2 separate regions of the Homo sapiens genome follow, and region 1 is linked to region 2. A link is a contact called in ENCODE Hi-C or POLR2A ChIA-PET data. All regions are on one chromosome and are shown on one strand. Each heading gives the region's core, a stretch centred on a gene start or an enhancer-like site at or near the end of the contact. The rest is flanking DNA. Distances are from core to core; before and after follow the strand shown.

Region 1 (2,700 bases), core at 47-2,546, 160 kb after region 2:
AGGATAGCTAATGTTAATTTACAGATGACTGCCAGCTTCATTTTTCGTATTGCATGTCAAATAGACAGATGCCTTATCCTTTTGTTTTCTCTCTCATAGTGTGAAATTGACCACCTTACTTCTGTCTCCTTTAACTCTTACCCCCCTGTGAGACCACAATAAGTACTGTAAACTGTGTGAAGTATAATGACTAACGCCAAATAATTGGGTTTATCTGCTCAAGGGAAAAAGGTGCAGTTGAACTAGAAGTACATTAAGCCTTTCACTCCTGAAGGAATGTGTTTATTCTGGCAAGAATTTTCCAGTAAATTTCCATTAAGATAGCATGTGCAGAAAAATGCAAGGTCATTGAGTAACACCATTGTTACATAAATACACCATCTATATCAAGCCTTGCTTTCAAAACATGCATAAAGCAAAAATTGAATAGCTTAGTGCTGATGAATTGACTCAATATTTTGACTTTAATAAGATTCAGAAGCTGAATAGGTTTGTGATAACCTAAAAATACTGAGTCATGGAAAAGAGGAATTTTCTTTTTCTTTTGTCTGTATTTTTTTTTGATCACTGGTAAATACTGCAAGAACACATTTTCATTTTTAAATAAGAGGGGATGAGGAGTGGGAAGGAGACAGCCATTCAGTAATAGACTACCCTCCTTGGTCAACCTGCCACGTATTTTTTAATTTGTCTAAAAATGTAAGTGAACATTCCTTCAGTTTACATCAATGAACATGTTGTGTTACTTCTTTTCTTTGTAGAATATATTCTACTTTTGTACTTCAGACAGGCAGTGACTAAAAGTCTGGACCTTCCTAAAACTGTTCTGCTAAGAGGCCAGTTAACTAGTTTCCTCTTTTCTGTTTTTAGGAGTATGTTATATGATATCATGTTCATTCTGCAAATGGGGTTCAAAAACATAAAGCAACATCTGCTAGATGTAATGAAGTACAGAGCAGAAATATTTTATATTTCCAAAAGATCCAAGTTGACACATGGTGTTGAAATCAAAGAAACACACAGTTTATACCACAGGCAACTACCAGTGACCCCTCCCTGACTTTCTAGCAAGCAATTATTCCAAGTTCCTTCCTCCTCCCTCTCCCTCCAGAATTCTGTGTGCTAATCGTGCCATGGATATGCTTCAGAAGCTCCCGCATTTCTCACCTTTTACAAGTATAATGACAGAACTAGACGCTGTCCTCTAAAGGAAGTTGCCAGAGTTGCTCTATAAAGAATCGCTTCCTAGCTTGCTGTACAAGTCACGCTCTTTCCAATACACCAGAGTATAATCATTTTGCCTTTTTTTACCATGAACACTCACATCACAAGCAAATATTCACTTTACAGATCCTGATGGGCCTTCCTGGAATCTTCTTTTCCATCTTGCTAGCATGTCCTCCATGCTCTGTTTACAAAAATGAGGGCTTTGTTTTGTTGTATTTTCCCAAGGTATATGCTATCCCATTTTCCCGTGATACATTTTCCACCTGGTCAGTGAATTTCAAAGGCACTGATATCATTCAGGGTATGAGTAATAATGCCTGTTATTTATTTTGTCATAGCAAATATTAAACTGGTCTGACATTTTTTCTTTACAAAGAGGTGGGGGTTGCCATTGATTATACTGAGGTCAGCTAGAAGATTGATGATTTATTCTGCTATCAATGCAGTCAGCTCAGTCAGCAAAATGAAATGGAAACATATGGAACTGGGAGTCTAAGTACCAAATGATTCCAGCTCTACTTAACTGCAATCTTTGGTAAATCACTCACTTTCTCTACTCCTCACTTTTCCTATCTAAAAAATGGGAAGAATAACAATGGCCTTGCTTGCTTTGTTTGTTGTGAAAATTCTTACTGAAGTGCCTCATAGGTAACCATGAAAAAGGTCCCCTAGGTAAATTTGTGCTGTACTAACTGCCCCTCCCACTGTTTAATAAGGTCTAGAGGAATCACATATCCTCTAGAATATTCTCAAGCTTTGTGGTCTCAGGACTCCTTTACACACTTAAGATTGTTCTAAGACCCTCAAAGAGCTTTGGCTTATGTAGGCGATATCTACTGATATTTATAATATTAAACGCAGAAACAAAATATTTTAAATGCTATTCACTTAAGAATAAACATCTTCACATAGATAACATTAAAAAGGCCATTTTTCAAATAAAAATAGTGAGATGAGTAGCACTGTTTTATATTTTTGAAACTGCCTTTAATGTCAAGCTTAATAGAAGACATCTGGATTCTTACATCTGCTTCTGCGTTCAATCTTTTACAATATTACAGTTCATGTCGTCTCTGGGAAACTCCACTGTATTCTCATGAGAGAGTGAGAGTGAAAGAGGCAAATAACATCTTAGCGTTATTATGAAAACAGTTTTACTCTCCTAGACACCTGAAAGGGTCTGGAGAGCCTCAGGTGTTCCCAGACCACGCTTTGAAAACCACTGTTTTAAGAATTCTCAAAAACAACACATAATGGGTCTGAAAATGCACGTTTCAATTCTATGGGCAAAACTCCAGAAAGCCCTCTGAGAGAAACAGACTTGCTTTCCTAGTGACTGGACTTATTTCTTTGTTTTTGTTTAGTTCTGTATCTTTTCACAAAAACTGGGACTTATTCCAATATATCCATATTTAATTTATACTATAATGACAAAGAATTAAAATGTCTTTAAAAAAAACCCCTCCCTTGCCA
Region 2 (2,700 bases), core at 180-2,679:
AAATGATAGCTTTAATACCGCCTCACAAAATAATTGGATTTTCACCAAACTGGGGGCCAAGCTTCTCAAGAAGCTCCTTCTCCCTTGTCCTCTGCCTCTCTTTACTCCTCCTCCCTCATTCTCTCTCCCTTCCACCCCTTCATCTGGAAAAATCTCCCTTTAGTCACTTTGGTATCTAATTTCTTGGCACTCCAGTGACCTCTGCCTCCTATATCTGCTTTGTCCTCTGATCCTTCTCCTGGCATCCGCCTTGGTGGCCAGCAGTTCTTACTGGACAAAAACATCAAACCCTAAGAGCCTGAAGTAGTTACTTAAGCAAATAGGACAAGCAACTGAACTGAGTTTTTCTTCTGGGAAAGCTTTCTTCACACAGGTACAGAAATAGGCTAAAGGTCAGGAAGTAGGGTGAGATATTTTAGGAGTCATTTGGGGTTTCCAGAATGAGATAAAGATTTTAACACTGAACCCTAAATATTTTCTTTCTTAACATCCAAAGTATGTTCAAACAGAAAAAAGATTAGATTCTATTTATTATGTAAATTACAAACATTAGGACACATTTCTCTTAATATCTTCTTCCACGTATGCAATCCAACTGATATGGTTTTAAAAAAAATCTTAAACCCACATTCCAAACAAATAAGAAATAGGGTATAAGTAATCAAGTAATTATGAAACTCTAAGAATCAGCCACTGAAACTGTAAAAAAAAAAAATAAAGCTGACCTATTACAATACTAAAGTAATACAAAGTTTAATGTACCTTTTTGCACATAGCAGGCCTCAGTAAAAAGCTGTTAAATAAATACTTTTTAAAAATGGAAAACACACCAGAATCATAATGGACATATTGGCAATGTCCTTCTCAATAAAAACTAAAGAAATGATCTAGATTTGATGTTCCTAAAAGGTAAAATAGGAGCAGGATTTAGCTGTAGTTTTCTAGCAATGCCCTTTTTAAGTAATACAGCCTCAGGGCAATCCCTTAATTAATATTTTCCGCTGTTTGAAGTAGGTATTTTTATCTCCATCTTATAAATGAATGAAATGGACCTGAGCATGATTAAATAACTTGCCCAAGGTCACACAGCTAGTAAGCTTCCACACTAGTACTTAATTCCAGTATGTTCCTCCTGAAAGCCCACACTCATTCTCCATCACCACCCTGTGAATTGGTTTAAAAAAAATAAGGGTCACTATGATGGTCCTTGTGGCAGAACCACACTACAGAGAGAGGCTACACCAGAAAGAGGAAGGCCTCTAGCTTTTTAAAATTCTAATCAAGAACAGAGATTTACTCTCCTTGGACAATCTTTAACAGAGGCTTATATCCTTCATTAAAACCTTAGAAGCCCTGTGATATCATGTTGCTAAGAAGAGGCTGCTTTCAGCTAAAGGGGAAAAAGAGTGTAGGGGAGGGGCTTCTCAGTGAGTCACACATACCCGGAAGTGAGTGGTTTTCTGAAATTCTCGTCTCAGGAAACCACCGACACTCTTAGCAAGGAAGCTGAACCTCCTGGGTTTTGCCAACACATTTTTCCATAGTTTGGTAAAGAAAGAAACCTCAAAAGTATGTCATTTCCCCCTATTTTCTCTTTGAAACTAAATTTTACCGGTCCCTTCTTCACCCCCTTAACAGTGACGTTTTTGAGCCACAGCGAAATCCATTTTTTGTCCCTTTCTCTTACTTTTGAATTATCTTACTTGTAAAGTGCCAATTCAGAGCATCTTTACCCTGGCTTATTGTTTTTTCCAGTTCTACATGTGGTTTTACTTCTTTATAAAGTCAAGTAAGAGGGTACTTTAGGACTGAGGTTTCCATCCAAGTACTCCGGTTTTCTCTCCAGATATGAAGTAAGTTTTCAGTAATCCATTCATGATCCCCAGGCTAGTGACTAATGCTTATGACTAATAGCACCATGATGACTGTTAAGACCGAAACTCAAAACTTGCTTCCGGAACAAAAGAGAAAATGCCTTTGGTCATTTTCATCAGAACTCTTTGTCTCCTTCTGATTCTTGGCCCAGGGATCCAAGGATTGTTGTAAATAAGTAGCATGAGGTTCTCAATTAGCAGTGTGTGAGTTCTCTCTCATAAGCAAATTAGGAAAATTAATGAAACAGCCACTAAGGAAAATCATTGCAAGGAACAATTAGCAGGGTGTCCTTGCCTGCCTCTTCTATTCAAAAGCCATCAGCTACATTCTTTATAAAAGGTGCTTTAAGTGTTTGCTGTTGATTCCTGCAATCTAAGCTCTCAGGAGCATGGTTTGTTCCCTAGCAAGAAGATAATAGCCAGCACAACCCAAGGAAGACCCCATGCTTTGCTAAACCTGCCAACCCTTATACGGTTAGACATTACTGCACACTGCAGAAGCCTCAGTTCTCACAGGCTCATGTGTTGGGCTGCACAGCGCTGTTGTCAGCTCTACAAGAGGCTAATGTTGCAGTGCGCCATGACCTGGTTTCAGTAAACTTTCAGGAAGAGTGAACGAGGGAGTCATGGAACGAGATCCTGAGAACAGCGTTTGCTTAGTGTAGAATTCCTAAGCATCCAATTTTGGCTCCCTTAAAAGCTATGGTTGAGAGGGGTGAAGGGTGGCAGGAAAGAATTTGATTTCCAACTGTATTGAATCAGATGTGACTTATACTTGTTTATTTTTAATATTTTATCAGCATCTTTACAGTTCAAGTGGATGAAA

What was found. Hi-C counts contacts between places; a loop is a spot of excess contacts on that map. ChIA-PET counts read pairs that join two places held with the same protein, here RNA polymerase II (POLR2A). Pooled maps may share reads with other maps.
Region 1: a pooled map shows a loop between it and region 2 (5-fold over the local background). The contact joins two enhancer-like sites. A Hi-C loop is called at or near these places in 1 of 168 maps with a recorded cell type or tissue (HCT116) and 4 of 50 pooled maps. POLR2A ChIA-PET finds 5 or more read pairs at or near these places in 2 of 52 experiments (HCT116 and MCF 10A).

What each region holds. Positions count from the first base shown.
Region 1 is chr6:129,644,461-129,647,160 of GRCh38, forward strand. All of the region lies in intron 1 of ARHGAP18 (Rho GTPase activating protein 18), which reads right to left. Among named protein-coding and RNA genes, the nearest start is that of ARHGAP18, 64 kb to the right of the region's middle. Within about 2 kb of position 1,297, at least 7 of the 41 ENCODE cell types and tissues checked have a DNase peak (open chromatin) inside an H3K27ac peak, as active enhancers do; they include HCT116, where a contact is called at or near this core.
Region 2 is chr6:129,489,227-129,491,926 of GRCh38, forward strand. It overlaps LAMA2 (laminin subunit alpha 2), which reads left to right. Exons shown (of 65, transcript NM_000426.4): 57 at 2,675-2,700. Among named protein-coding and RNA genes, the nearest start is that of ARHGAP18, 220 kb to the right of the region's middle. RefSeq lists an enhancer at 1,346-2,545. Within about 2 kb of position 1,430, at least 21 of the 41 ENCODE cell types and tissues checked have a DNase peak (open chromatin) inside an H3K27ac peak, as active enhancers do; they include HCT116, where a contact is called at or near this core.